2 separate regions of the Mus musculus genome follow, and region 2 is linked to region 1. Evidence: chromatin loops called from intact Hi-C (ENCODE). Cell type or tissue: left cerebral cortex. All regions are shown on one strand.

Region 1 (8,000 bases):
GAGGGTTATGCATGCTACAGCCCACATGTAGAGGTCAGAGTGTGAAGGTCAGAGTTCAATGTGAGGGAGTCAGTTCTCTTCTCCCATGCAGGTCCTGGTCTCAGGTGCTTGGGCTCAGAGGCAGGAACATTTACCCACTGAACAATCTCTTCATCCCTCACTTCTCATTTTTAAACCATCCCTTCCTTCGCTAAAGCAAAGTGCTTCATCACATAAGCACATAAAGGGGAAGTTTAGAAGTACAAAGCAATTGGGTAGCAGTTAGAATGACCCTGAGTTGCTGTTGTGACACACATGTGACCAGTAGAAGGCAAATCTTGAGTTTGGATCTATAATTTTTAATGTACTATTCACCAATGAATATTGTTCCTTATACACAGTCCATAAACATGCAATCCACCCTGAAAGTATATAATAAAGAGGGCAAATATACAGAGAAAAAAATCTTTTTATTTAATCTATGAAAAGTTACTTTTTTTTCAATTTTTATTAGATACTTTCTTCATTTACATATCAAATGCTACCCCCTTAAAGTGAAAGTTTTACTCTATTCAGCTAGGACAGTGTTTTATCCCTTATAAATGAAAAGAAAAAGTATCATGTGTTAACAGGAACTGAGAGACTCTATATGACAAGTCAATGGCTTCACTCTGTGTTGAAGGCAATTCAGCTAAGGGACTTATTCCAATGGAGAAAGGCCTTCAGCACCAATAGCCTTCAGTGGTGCTAATTATAATGGAGGAACTAAAAGCAACTTAAATTCCCATCAGAAAGACAACTCAGTGATCCTACTTACAGTCCAGATCATATTTACAAAGATGGGAAAATGTTCACCCTGGCTTTGAATTAACTTAAAAAAAAAAAAAGCCTACCACCCATATACAATGGTCAGATTTGAGCCCTTTAAACTACATATAAAACTGAAAACACAGAATACAATAATAATATTGGGTATTTTTCTGTCTTTTCTTATTTGTGATAATCATTACCATTGTAAAACTATAAAATTTTGGAGTTGTACCTGTATTATTTTGTAGAACTATTTGAAGCGTTAAACATGATCTTCTAGAATAATTTCCCAAAGTGGTGTGCCTAAAAGCATATTTTTAAATGTACAATCCTGGGATCACATTTTCCCTTTGCATTCATAAATGGTGAAAAAGAAACATGTTATGATTACAGCCTCCATACCTTCAGATTGTCTGGCAGCTCTGACCGCCCAGCATACCCAGGGTTCATTGTTATGAAGACAGCACATGTGGGGTCAAGTTTTAGTTCTGTTCCTTCAAACACTAGGAGCTCTGTACCTGCATTAATACCTGTGGGAACCACAAGTGCAATGAGTTAGCTGTGCTTCAGCTTGTGCCACTTGCTGCCTGTCCCCCATCTCCTTTGTTTTCACTTGCTCCATAGACAGACAAGCTCATTACCTCTCTGGATGGTAAGGATTTGTTGAGCAACCACAGAAAGTACTTCCAAATCAATTCTGTTAAACTCATCAAAGCAAGCCCAGGCTCCACAGGATAACAGTCCCTGGGAGGAAAGAATAATAAACATTTTCAACTCTATCTGATTGAGTATTACAATGAAATGATGCATTTCACCTGATCTTCTCAGGGATTTAATTCCCATCAAGGAAATTGCTTATTTACCTTTTTCTTTAAAGACAGCTCTTTTTTTTTTTTTAACCAATTCATTATTCTAGGTGAATAAAGAGTTGGATCAACTGGGAAACTGCCCAATTTATTGCCTTTGCTCTGAGAATGTCTTTAGGTATCTAGGGGTATATCTACAATTTCCAAGCGCTTACTCTTTATAGTGGACTTCATTTCATTTTTTAAAATAATGGATTGTAATAACCATCTATGCAACACGACTTCCCTTGTCAGAGATACTGCTTTGTTTATCTATCTTGTTGATTTTCTCAAAGAACCAACTCCTCATTTGGTTAATTCTTTGAATAGTTCTTCTTGTTTCCACTTGGTTGATTTCACCCCTGAGTTTGATTATTTCCTGCTGTCTACTCCTCTTGGGTGAATTTTCTTCCTTTTTTTCTAGAGCTTTTAGATGTGTTGTCAAGCTGCTAGTATGTGCTCTCTCCCGTTTCTTCTTGGAGGCACTCAGAGCTATGAGTTTCCCTCTTAGGAATGCTTTCATTGTGTCCCATAGGTTTGGGTATGTTGTGGCTTCATTTTCATTAAACTCTAAAAAGTCTTTAATTTCTTTCTTTATTCCTTCCTTGACCAAGGTATCATTCAGAAGAGTGTTGTTCATTTTACACGTGAATGTTGGCTTTCCACTATTTATGTTGTTATTGAAGATCAGCCTTAGTCCATGGTGATCTGATAGGATGCATGGGACAATTTCAATATTTTTGTATATGTTGAGGCTTGTTTTGTGACAAATTATGTGGTCAATTTTGGAGAAGGTACCATGAGGTGCTGAGAAGGTAAATCCCTTTGTTTTAGGACAAAATATTCTGTAGATATCTGTCAGGTCCATTTCTTCCATCACTTCTGTTAGTTTCACTGTGTCCCTGTTTAGTTTTTGTTTCCATGATCTGTTAATTGGTGAAAGTGGTGTGTTGAAGTCTCCCACTATTATTGTGTGAGGTGCAATGTGTGCTTTGAGCTTTACTAAAGTGTCTTTAATGAATGTGGCTGCCCTTGCATTTGGAGCGTAGATATTCAGAACTGAGAGTTCCTCTTGGAGGATTTTACCTTTGATGAGTATGAAGTGCCCCTCCTTGTCTTTTTTGATGACTTTGGGTTGGATGTCGATTTTTTTAGATATTAGAATGGCTACTCCAGCTTGTTTCTTCATACCATTTGCTTGGAAAATTGTTTTCCAGCCTTTCATTCTGAGGTAGTTTCTATCTTTTTCTCTGAGATGAGTTTTCTGTAAGCAGCAAAATGTTGGGCCCTGTTTGTGTAGCCAGTCTGTTAGTCTATGTCTTTTTATTGGGGAGTTGAGACCATTGATATTAAGAGATATTATGGAAAAGTAATTGTTGCTTCCTGTTATTTTTGTTGTTAAAGTTGGCATTCTGTTCTTGTGGCTGTCTTCTTTTTGGTTTGTTGAGGGATTACCTTCTTGCTTTTTCTAGGATGTGGTTTTCGTGCTTGTATTGGGTTTTTTTTTCTGTTATTATCCTTTGAAGGGCTGGATTCATGGAAAGATAATGTGTGAATTTGGTTTTGTCGTGGAATACTTTGGTTTCTCCATCTATGGTAATTGAGAGTTTGGCTGGGTATAGTAGCCTGGGCTGGAATTTGTGTTCTCTTAGTGTCTGTATAACATCTGTCCAGGCTCTTCTGGCTTTCATAGTCTCTGGTGAAAAATCTGGTGTAATTCTGATAGGCTTGCCTTTATATGTTACTTGACCTTTTTCCCTTACTGCTTTTAGTATTCTATCTTTATTTAGTGCATTTGTTGTTCTGATTATTATGTGTGGGGAGGAATTTCTTTTCTGGTCCAGTCTATTTGGAGTTCTGTAGGCTTCTTGTATGTTCATAGGCATCTCTTTCTTTAGGTTGGGAAGCTTTCTTCTATAATTTTATTAAAGATATTTGCCGGTCCTTTGAGTTGAAAATCTTCAAGCTCATCTACTATTAATTGTAGGTTTGGTCTTCTCATTGTGTCCTGGATTTCCTGGATGTTTTGAGTTAGGATCTTTTTTATTTTCCATTTTCTTTGTTGTGCCGATGTTCTCTATGGAATCTTCTGCACCTGAGATTCTCTCTTCCATCTCTTGTATTCTGTTGCTGATGCTCGCATCTATGGTTCCTGATTTCTTTCCTAGGGTTTCTATCTCCAGAGCTGTCTCTCTTTGTGTTCTTTTTTTTATTATTGTTTTAGATCTTGGATTTTTTTTTTCAATTCCATCACCTGTTTGGTTGTGTTTTCCTGCAATTCTTTAAGGGATTTTTGTGCTTCCTCTTTAATGTATTCTACCTGTTTAGCAGTGTTCTCCTGTATTTCTTTAAGTGAGTTATTAAAGTCCTTCTTGATGTCTTCTACCATTATCATGAGATATGCTTTTAAATCCGGATCTAGCTTTTTGGGTGTGTTGGGGTGCCCTGGACTGGGCGAAGTGGGAGTGCTGGTTTCTGATGATGGTGAATGGTCTTGGTTTCTATTAGTAAGATTCTTATGTTTACCTTTCGCCATCTGGTAATCTCTGGAGTTAGTTGTTATAGTTGTCTCTGTTTAGAGATTGTTCCTCTGGTGATTCTGTTACCCTCTATCAGCAGACCTGGGAGACTAGCTCTCTCCTCTGAGTTTCACTGGTCAGAGCACTCTCTGCAGGCAAGCTCTCCTCTTACAGGGAAGGTGCACAGATATCTGGCGTTTGGACCTCCTCCCGGCCGAAGATGAAGGCCCAAAACAGAACCTTTCCCAGAAGCTGTGTTGCTTTAGCCTGTCACAGAAGCTGTTAGCTTCTGTAGTGCACACTCTCACCTGTGCAGACTACTTTCAGCAGAGTCCTGGAACCAAGATGGCTCCCACTGATCCTGAGGCAAAAGCCTAATATTTCTAAGTTTATGACCTAATCAGGAGTAGTCAGATACTGTGTCCTCCATAGCAGGGACTGGAACATGGCAGAGCTCACTTGTGCTTGGAACTTGTTGAGACTATACAAGGCACAGTAAAGCTTCTGTTTGCATCCAATTGTTTCTCTTTGTAACCCCCTTCCACCATTGATAGCTACCTTAATGCAAATAAATGAGGAGTTATTTGATCCATACCTTAAAGAATTTTCCTAAGGCCAAATAATCCAGCCCATCAGAGCAGTTGAAAACGACACACTGTTTGGCAACTGCTTTTGCTAAATCCTTGGTTGTTTCTGTCTTTCCAGTGCCAGCTGGGCCCTCAGGTGCTCCTCCAAGGTGCAGGTGAAGTGCTCCAAATAAGGTCCTAGAGTAAAAGGAATGGACAGAATAATTAACATGTAGGCCAAAGAAAAGGTAAATTGAATCCTGACTCTCAGCCCCACTTTTATAATGTGTCCCCACACACACTGCTCACCTCAGAAAATCTCTAACAGCACATTTATTTTTTATTAATTTTTCTTCTAAAAGTAGACAGATGGAATATGGATGATGGATGGATGGATGATGAGTAGATAGGCAGATGCATAGATGAACGCATAGACGGATGGTCAGGCAGGCAGATAGAATTCATGTGCATATTTATATACATGGCAAATTTAGAACTTTTGGAATTCAATCCTGACTTCTGGTCAATGTGGAGAATCCAGCTGACTCTATGGAGACCTACCCTTACTATAAGATTATAGGAATATTACATAGAAGAAAATAATTTTGAAATCCACAGCCATAATTTAAAGAATGCAAGATGCTACCAATAGGGGGATTCAATGGTTGAGGAATGGTTATGTGCAAATCTGCAGAGATATACATTATTTGGTTGAATACAAATAAACACAAATATACTTTTGGCAGCACAGATATGAAACCATTAGAATTGAGCAAGAAGGGGAAGTGGGATAAATTTACCTCTTTGGACCTATTATGGAAGCTTGAAATGCTGCCTTGTCTCTAATGGACATCACGTTTCCTCCAGCACACACCAGAGAGTCAAGGAGGTTAATCAGAGAAGGGACAGGAAGCTCACAAGCTCACCACTCTTGGCAGTCTGTGGAACAAGCCTGCATTGCTCCTCAAGAAGAGGATGAGTTAAATTTCCATTTCTCATTGCATATGAGCCAAAACACAGAAAAAAAAAAAAAACAACCTTTTTTTTTTTTGTTTTGTTTTGTTTTGTTTTCTGAACTGAAGAAAACTCTCAAGCCCTCTTTAAAGATTGGTCTAAAACTGTGGCTGTGTCCACAACAGAAATCAGTAAAGGCAGCATGGGGAAGCCATCCTTACCAAATTATGCTCACAGTGAAAACTGGACATTAAGATCACTATTGAGTCAGACACATAGTACAGCAGCAGTGAGTGTCACTATATCCACAGCATACTGTCTTCCATATTTGGTTCCTAGCAGTCAGAATCAACCAACCAACCAACCAATATCTCTCTCTCTCTCTCTCTCTCTCTCTCTCTCTCTCTCTCTCTCTCTCTCCCTCAATGTGTGTGTGTGTGTGTGTGTGTGTGTGTGTGTGTGTGTCTGACTGAGAAAGAGGCCATTTTTATAAAAGAGGCAACTTGAAATTCTATAATAAACTTACACTCTTGAAAACTCAATAAAGGGTTAAATATCAGAATAAACATAAAGAAATAAGATTATTTGTTAGGAGGTAAATTTAAGGGAATTACTTAGAGAGATGGAAATCAAATATACATTTAAAAAGATAAAGGACAAAAAATAAAGAAAGGTAAAATTATGAAGAGCCAAAATTTAAATGGCAAAATCTGAGAACTTTCCAGAATGGAAGAAAGACATGAACAGAAGAAAATCCCAAGTAACATAAATAAATAAGTAACTTCTAATAACATTATAGTGAACAGTAATAACCAGGAGATAAATCCTTTAAGAACATAAGAGAGATAAAGAGAATGATTCAAATAATGTTTAACCATAGTGAATACTATTAAAATAAGTGAATTAAGATCAAAACTAAGGCTCTGGGAAAATAAAAATACAGTACAATTATCTTAATGGGCCCAAGTACTTTGCTAATGACATTAAATGTAAGTGGATTAAATTTGCTACTGAAGTACAGAGAGCCTTTGACATACCCTGTGATCCAATCCATTTACCATGTAATTAATACATTGTCTCCATTCAGACCCTCCTTAGCACACTGCTTCTTCAGTGATTTTCCTGCAAACTTAGTTCCCATCTGGGTTACACACCTATGCCACCTAATGCTTCCCTCTAGTATCTCACTCAGTACACACTATTACAATTGTTTTTTAATCTAGCTTTCCCAACTGACAGAAAAACATGTGAGTGACAAGACACAATCTGTGTCTTTTATTTTATAAAACTGAAAACAAGAGCATGTTTTTATTTAGCCTATGTTCTTCCAAGGTTATTACCAGATAATGAAATGGTGTGTTATATTGTTTCCTAGTCATATTCATTTTGATATAAAACAGAAAAGGCTTATATATTCCATCTTTGCTCTGTGCTACCAGAGTTTATAGCTTGTGTCTACAGATATTAACACTATACCTGAAAGTCATCGTAATTTGTAGTCAAACGTGATTTGTCATAATGTTCAACAAAAGCATTCACAATTCTGAGTATTCTCTAAGAGTATAATTTAAAACTGCAGTTTGGCATACTTTATTTAATGTCTCCTTTATGCGGAGAATAATAATAATCAAAATATAATGTATGTTTATTTCAATCTTCTGAGAAGCACAATCGTGGAAGCAAAGCTAACTTAATGCAGAAAGTGGTTAATTTCCACTGGGAATAAAATGTAAATATGATCTCTCAAAAGAGATACCCACCAGGCACATGCACTGTGAACAGGAGAGAGATGCAGACATGGTTCTTTTGAACATGGGTAGTTAGAGCCTGGAAGTAAACAGTCTGGAAATCATGGAACACAGAAACAGAACTCTAGCAAATTCAGCACCTCAGCGGAAGAAAAAATAGTATAACTCAAATGATCCAAAATGAAGCCAGAGTTGGAAGGAAAAAGAAGGAAAAGGTGGGAGGGGGACAGAAAGTGCCAACAACTGCCAAGGCGAAGAACACCCTTATCCCCAGAGATGAAAACAGGAAAGCAGCAGAGAGGAGGCTTAGGGACTGGGGAAAGGACACAGGATCCATTTATAGAATGTAAGGTAAAAATACTTACCTGTAACTCAATCACTGGCCTAGGGTGTGTGTGTGTGTGTGTGTGTGTGTGTGTGTGTGTGTAAGTTACTGCTCCCATGTCTTTGGCAGGGTTTACCTGTAACAGCGGTCTGTGAGTGGGGTTATGACTAGTCTAGGGGAATTTCCCAGATATTCATAGCCATATCGCAAACCAGCATTGATCATCTTTGTTTCTAAATTATTTTCCTAGGATC
Region 2 (8,000 bases), 390 kb before region 1:
CTTTGCAGTTCCCAGGTGGTACAGACTCTCACCTAAGCAGACTAAATTCATAAGTTCCTTGGAGTCCCGGGACCAAGATGGCGACCGCTGCTGCTGTGGCTTAGGCCGCCTCCCCAGCCGGGCGGGCACCTGCCCTCCGGTCCGGAAGGTGGCCGGCTGTTCCCGGCCCACACAGGGTGCTGCCTCAGCCCCTCTGTGCTTCTGCCTGTTCCAGAGGCTGTCAGGTTCTCTGGCGCACCCTCTCACCTGTTCAGACTAATTTCCTAAGTTCGGCGGGTCCCGGACCAAGATGGCGACCGCTGCTGCTGTCGAGAGCAGGGGATCTTGTTGAACAGAGATTCTCTATGGTTTTAGAGCTTTATTGTAGAAAGGCAGGGAGAAAGAGAGAAGGTAGAAAGAGAGAAGGTAGAAAGAGAGAAGGGGGAGGCTAGAGAGAAAGAGAGTAAGAGGGAGAAAGGAGGGGAGAGGAGAAGACAAAGAGAAAGGAGAGAGGAGAGAAGACAAAGAGAGGGAAGAGAGGGTGAGAGTGAGGGGTAAGAAGTAAGAGAGAGACAAGTAAGAGAGCAAACAGAGACTAAACAGCCCTTTTTATGGTCTTTACTGTTGCTAGGTAACTGGGGAGGAGTTTAGCATGAAGGTCAGAAGCTCGGGCCATTGCCTCTGTGACTTATAGCCATGCTTCTCTTGTGGGGGGACTGTGTGGGGCAGTAACTTAGGCAGGAGCCAGAGTTCCAGGAGCATAAGGGAATACCTACCGTGTCATGAAGGTGAATTATCACCATTCCTAGGGTTCAGACCTCAGCTCAACTGGAGACCAGCCTGCAATTCCCCACAGGTGCCCTTTCATTTGGAGCATAGATGTTCAGAATTGAGAGTACATATTGGTAGATTTTTCTTTTGATGGGTATAAAGTGGCCTTTCTTACTTTTTTTTTTTTTTTTTGGTAATATTTGGTTGGAAGTTGATTTTATTCAATATTAGAATAGCTACTCCAGCTTGTTATTTGGGACTATTTGCTTGGAAAAATTATTTTCCAGCCTTTTACTCTGAGGTAGTGTCTGTCTTTGTCACTGAGGTGCATTTCCTGTACGCAGCAAAATGCTGGGTCCTGTTTACATATCTAGTCTATTAGTCTATGTCTTTTTATTGGGGAATTGAGTCCATTGATGTTAAGAGATATTAAGGACAAGTGACTGTTGCTTCCTGTTATTTTCGTTGTTAGAGAAAGAATTATGTGTATGTGGCTATCTTCTTTTGGATTTGTTGATAGAAGATTACTTTCATGTTTTTTCTAAGGTGTAGTTTCACTCCTTGTGTTGGAGTTTTCATCTATTATCCTTTGTAGGGTAGAATTTGTGAAAAGATATAGTATAAGTTTTGTTTTGTCATGGAAAATCTTGGTTTCTCTATCTATGGTAATTGAGAGTTTTGTTGGGTATAGTAGCCTGGGCTGGTATTTGTGTTCTCTTATGGTCTGTGTGACATCTTCCCAGGACCTTCTGGATTTTAGAGTCTCTTGGTGAGATGTCTGGTGTAATTCTGATAGGTCTGCCTTTATATGTTATTTGACCTTTTCTCTTACTGCTTTTAATACTCTTGGTTTTGTGCATTTGATGTTTTGATTATTATGTGATGAGAGAAATTTCTTTTCTGGTCTAGTTTATTTGGAGTTTGGTAGGCTTCTTGTATGTTTATGGGCATCTCTTTCTTTAGGTTAGGGAAGATTTCTTCTATACTTTTGATGAAGATATTTACTGGCCCTTTAAGTTGGGAATCTTCACTCGCTTTTCTACCTGTTATCCTTAGGTTTGGTCTTCTCATTGTGTCCTGATTTCCTGGATGTTTTGGATTAGGAGCTTTTTGCATTTTTCATTTTCTTTGACTGTTCTGTCAATGTTTTCTAAGGTATCTTCTGTACCTGAAATTCTTCTATCTCTTGTATTCTGTTGGTGATGCTTGCATCTATGACTCCTGATCTCCAGAGTTGTCTCCCTTTGTGATTTTTTAATTGTTTTTATTTCCATTTCTAAATCCTGGGTGATTTTGTTCAATTCCATCATCTGTTTGATTGTTTTTTCCTATAATTCTTTAAGGGATTTTTATGTTTCCTTTTTAAGGGCTTCTACCTATTTACCTGTGTTCTTCTGTATTTCTTTAAGGGAGTTATTTATGTCTTTCTTAAAGTCCTCTATCATCATGATGAGATGTGCTTTCAAATTTGTATCTTGCATTTCCTGTGTGTTGTTGTATCCAGGACTTGCTGTGGTGAAAGAACTGGGTTCTAATGATACTAAATATCCTTGGTTTCTGTTGCTTAGGTTCTTGTACTTGCCTCTTACCATCTGCTTACCTCTGGTGTTAGTTGGTCTTGCTGTCTCTTACTGAAGCTTGTCCCTCCTGTGGTTCTGTGAGCCTGTGATCTTAAGTGTTTCAGCACTCCTAGAGAGACCTGGGTAGAATTTGGGTGCAGAGGGCTGTAGGATAGCCTTAATTCCTGGAGTAGATGGAGACCAGAAGGATCCTGTCCCCACCTGTTCAGCTGTTCCTATGCCCTCTCTTTCTTTCCAAGAGTAGCACTTGTTTTTTGTTAGTGTGGTTTTGGCTTTTTTTCTTTTTTATTTCTGGCCTCAAATTTACTGTGCAGCTATCCTGGAGCTCCTCATGGGCCTTGCACTTCTGCCTCATCTGTTCCATCATACAGCATCTCTTATGCCACCATTCAGGGCTTTTGTTTAGTAATTAGAACACTGCTGAAAAGACAGCATGGTTTGCTTTGTGTTGAATTGTGATGATATTACAGAAGCACAATAATTTAGCAAAGAAAAATAACTATCATTAATACCTGTTTCATCAATAAAACAAAAGTATAGCACATGTGCAATGAAAGATTAAGGAATCTCCAATTTTTAAAGGCATTTCATTGCAAGTTTCAGAAGATTTTGTGTTTCAAATAGATATTTAATACTCCCCCTCTCCCTCCTTTGTCTCTGTCTCCCTCTCCTCCCACGCCCTCACACACACAAATACTAACAAACTCAGGACATAATTTTTAAATGTGCAAGTCATGCAGTGTGGACTAGTACTGTTATGATCCTAAATCAAAAATTGAAAATAGTGTTCTTTGAGCGCCACCATCTGGAAGAAAATGTTTGTCGTGTTTGAAAAAAAATTACTGTTAATAAAAGTGAATTTTTTCTTTCACAAATTATCAATAATTGTTTGGTTTGAACACTGGTAGTTTACTATAATTTGATTAACTTAGGTCTGATATTTGAAAGTTATGATGTTCAACTTTTAGAATAACTAGATTTGGTTCAGTAAATATAGTGTCTGATCAACAACAAATAAGCTCCCTCTCCAAAAACCCAAAGCAAAAAAAAAAAAAAACCCAAAAACCCAAAAACTAAACCATTTAGGTACAGCCAATCAGCTGACCATCTCCCACCTGAAATGCTTAGAACAGATATGTTTTATATTGCAAAGCTGTGTGCATTGTGAAATATTTGTATACACCTTGCTGGTGGAACATATTAAAGTTGAAAGTAAAAAATACAAACTAAAAGTTTCAGTATTTGAGGCAATACACATTTTTAATTAGATATGATAAAGCTGTTTTAACTTTTTGAGGTCAATTCTACTTAGACAGGTTAGCACAATGGCTCTGATTTAAATACAAACTTCCAAATGGTCTGAACGAATTTGCATATGGACTAAAACCACAGAAAGGTATCCTTACATGCCTAGAAGATAACTCACACATAAAAAGACACAGTGACAGATTGCTTGCACAAAGCAAAGGCCCCTGGTGTGACATGCTGACTTCTATCCTGCCCTCTACTCCCTTCTACCCATCTATCATATATCATGTGTTTAATCTCTATTCTTTAAAATGGGGAAGAGAGCTCTTTCTCAAAGTTGGCTTAAAGACAGAAATGAGGTCCCTTCCTGTCGGTGTCAGCACAGGGTCACCATGGGCGTGGAGTCGGCAGACACCCTCCTCCCCCCCCCCCAAGGTCCCTAGAGGATTCTCCATGCGATCTTAGGACCACCTGTGAGTAGGACACAACTTCTGTTCCATTCCAAATCGCACAGGACCTGAAATAGCATTAGGGAAGCAGAAAACCTGGCCTGACTAGGGTCACAAGTCCCTTCCAGTCTGCTCCAGCACTGGGTCACCTTGGGTGCAGAGGCAGTGGACAAGCCCCAAGGTTCCTAGAGGACAGCTTCTGAGGCAGACCCCGTTTCGGGCTCCAAACATCCGGGCATCTTCCCTGCCAGAGGAGAGGTGTCATCCCCACCCAGGAGGGCTTTGCTAGAGCACCTGGGGAAGCCATCTTGGTTCCTGGATCCCTCCGAGACTAGTCTGTGCAGGTGAGAGTATGGACTACAGAAGCTAACAGCTTCTGGGACAGGCCCTGTTTCAGGGCTTCATCTTCTGCCAGGAGGCAGGTCCGAATGCCAGATATCTGTGCACCTTCCCTGCAAGAGGAGATCTTGCCTGCAGAGAGCACACTGACCACAAAAATCAGAGGAGAGAGCTGGTCTCCCAAGTCTGCTGATAGAGGGTAACAGAATCACCAGAGGAACAATCTCTAAACAGAGACAACTATAACAACTAACACCAGAGACTACCAGATGGCGAAAGGTAAATGTAAGAATCTTACTAACAGAAACCAATACCACTCACCATCATCAGAACCCAGCACTCCCACTTTTCCCAGTCCAGATCACCCCAACACACCCGAAAAGCTAGACCTGGATTTAAAAGCATATCTCATGATGATGGTAGAGGACATTAAGAAGAACCTTAATAACTCACTTAAAGAAATACAGGAGAACATTGCTAAACAGGTAGAAGACATTAAAGAGGAAGCACAAAAATCCCTTAAAGAATTGCAGGAAAACACAACCAAACAGGTGATGGAATTGAATAAAACCATCCAAGACCTAAAAAGGGAAGTAGACACAATAAAGAAAACCCAAAGTGAAGCAATGCTGGAGATAGAAACCCTAGGAAAGAAATCTGGAACCATAGATGTGAGCATCAGCAACAGAATACAAGAGATGGAAAAGAGAATCTCAGGTGCAGAAGATCCCATGGAGAACATCGGCACAATAATCAAAGAAAATGCAAAATGCAAAAAGATCCTAACTCAAAACATCCAGGAAATCCAGGACACAATGAGAAGACCAAACCTAAAAATAATAGGTATAGATGAGAATGAAGATTTACAACTTAAAGGACCAGCAAATATCTTCAACAAAATTATAGAAGAAAACTTCCCAAACTTAAAGAAAGAGATGCCCATGAACATACAAGAAGCCTAGAGAACTCCAAATAGACTGGACCAGAAAAGAAATTCCTCCCGACACATAATAATCAGAACAACAAATGCACTAAATAAAGATAAAGTATTAAAAGCAGTAAGGGAAAATGGCCAAGTAACATATAAAGGCAGGACTATCAGAATTACACCAGACTTTTCACCAGAGATTATGAAAGCCAGAAGATCCTGGACAGATGTTATACAGACACTTAGAGAACAAAAATGCCTGCCCAGGCTACTATTCACAGCCAAACTCACAATTACCATAGATGGAGAAACCAAAGTATTCCATGACAAAACCAAATTCACACATTATCTTTCCACAAATCAAGCCCTTCAAAGGATGATAAGAAAAAAAAAAAAAAAAACAATATAAGGACAGAAACCACACCCTAGAAAAAGCAAAAAGTAATACATCAACAAACCCAAGACAGAAACAAGATCAGAATGCCAACTCTAACAACAAAAATAATAGGAAGCAACAATTACTTTTCCTTAATATCTCTTAATATCAATGGAATCAATTCCCCAATAAAAAGACATAGACTAACAGACTGGCTACACAAACACGACCCAACATTTTGCTGCTTACAGGAAACCCATCTCAGGGAAAAAAAATCAGACACTAACTCAGAATAAAAGGCTGGAAAACAATTTTCCAAGCAAATGGTCTGAAGAAACAAGATGGAGTAGCCATTCTAATATCGAATAAAATCGACTTCCAACCCAAAGTTATCAAATAAGACAAGGAGGGCCACATCATACTCATCAATGGTAAAATCCTCTAAGAGGAACTCTCAATTCTGAATATCTATGCTCCAAATGCAAGGGCCGTCACATTCATTAAAGACACTTTAGTAAAGCTCAAAGCACACATTGCACCTCACACAATAATACTGGGAGACTTTAACACAACACTTTCATCAATGGACAGATCGTGGAAACAGAAACTAAACAGGGACACAGTGAAACTAACAGAAGTTATGAGACAAATGGATTTAACAGGTATCTACAGAACATTTTATCCTTAAACAAAACCTTTTTCTCAGCACCTCATGGTACCTTCTCCAAAACTGTCCATATAATTGGTCACAAAACAGGCCTCAACAGATACAAAAATATTGAAATTGTCCCATGTATCCTATCAGACCACCATGGCCTAAGACTGATCTTCAATAACAACATAAATAATGGAAAGCCAACATTCACGTGGAAACTGAACACCACTCTTCTCAATGATACCTTGGTCAAGGAAGGAATAAAGAAAGAAATTAAAGACTTTTTAGAGTTTAATGAAAATGAAGCCACAACATACCCAAACTTATGGGACACAATGAAAGCATTTCTAAGAGGAAAACTCATAGCTCTGGGTGCCTCCAAAAAGAAACTAGAGAGAACAAACACTAGGAGCTTGACAACACACCTAAAAGCTCTAGAACAAAACGAAGCAAATTCACCCAAGAGGAGTAGACAGCAGGAAATAATCAAACTTAGGGGCAAAATCAGCCAGGTGGAAACAAGAAGAACTATTCAAAGAATCAACCAAATGAGGAGCTGATTCTTTAAAAAAAATCAACAAGATAGATAAACCCTTTGCCAGACTCACTAGAGGGCACAGGGACAGCATTCTAATCAACAAAACCAGAAATAAAAAGGGAGATATAATAACAGATCCTGAAGAAATCCAAAACACCATCAGATCCTTCTACAAAAGGCTATACTCAACAAAACTGCAGAACCTGGATGAAATGGACAAGTTTCTAGTCAGATCAGGTACCAAAGTTCAATCAAGATCAGGTTAATAATCTAAACAGTCCTATATCCCCTAAAGAAATAGAAGCAGTCATTAATCATCTCCCAAACAAAAAAAAGCCCAGGACCAGATGGGTTTAGTTCAGAGTTCTATCAGACCTTCAAAGAAGACTTAATTCCAACTCTTCTCAAACTATTCCACAAAATAGAAAGAGAAGGTACTCTACCCAATTCATTCTATGAAGCCACAATTATTCTGATACCTAAACCACAAAAAGACCTAACAAAAATAGACAACTTCAGATCAATTTCCCTTATGAATATCTATACAAAAATCCTCTATAAAATTCTCCCTAACCGAATTCAAGAACACATTAAAACAATCATCCATCCTGTCCTAGTAGGTTTCATTCCAGGGATGCAGGGACGGTTTAATATATGGAAATCCATCAAAGTAATCCACTATATAAACAAACTCAAAGACAAAATCCACAGGATCATCTCCTTAGATGCGAAGAAAGCATTTGACAAAATCCAAATTTCCAAATCTTGGAAATATCAGGAATTCAAGGCCCATACCTAACCATGATAAAAGCAATCTACAGCAAACCAGTAGCCAACATCAAAATAAATGGTGAGGAGCTGGAAGCATTCCCACTAAAATCGGGGACTAGACAAGGCTGCCCACTTTCTCCCTACCTATTCAACATTGTATTTGAAGTCCTAGCCAGAGCAATTAGACAACAAAAGGAGATCAAGTGGATACAAATTGGAAAGGAAGAAGTCAAAATATCACTTTTTGCAGGTGATATGATAGTATATATAAGTGACCCTAAAAATTCCACCAGAGAACTCCTAAACCTGATAAACAGGTTCAATGAAATATCTGGATATAAAATTAACTCAAACAAGGCAATGACC

The links. Peaks named below come from ENCODE experiments on the same cell type or tissue, not always from the same donor. Only the 100,000 strongest peaks of a DNase experiment are listed, where the experiment ranks them.
Region 2: it touches region 1 in a loop (13-fold over the local background); 2 of 42 quality-filtered maps call a loop at or near these places.

What each region holds. Positions count from the first base shown.
Region 1 is chr1:46,188,568-46,196,567 of GRCm38, reverse strand. It overlaps Dnah7b (dynein, axonemal, heavy chain 7B), which reads right to left. Exons shown (of 65, transcript NM_001368717.1): 24 at 7,883-7,992; 25 at 4,749-4,917; 26 at 1,431-1,533; 27 at 1,192-1,319. Among named protein-coding and RNA genes, the nearest start is that of Gm31046, 40 kb to the left of the region's middle. In left cerebral cortex, no CTCF peak of the experiment used is centred here; a DNase peak (open chromatin) is centred at 7,593.
Region 2 is chr1:46,575,671-46,583,670 of GRCm38, reverse strand. The region is part of intron 19 of Dnah7c (dynein, axonemal, heavy chain 7C); the gene reads right to left. Among named protein-coding and RNA genes, the nearest start is that of Dnah7c, 150 kb to the right of the region's middle. In left cerebral cortex, a CTCF peak has its summit at 3,150 (motif pointing left); a DNase peak (open chromatin) is centred at 3,102.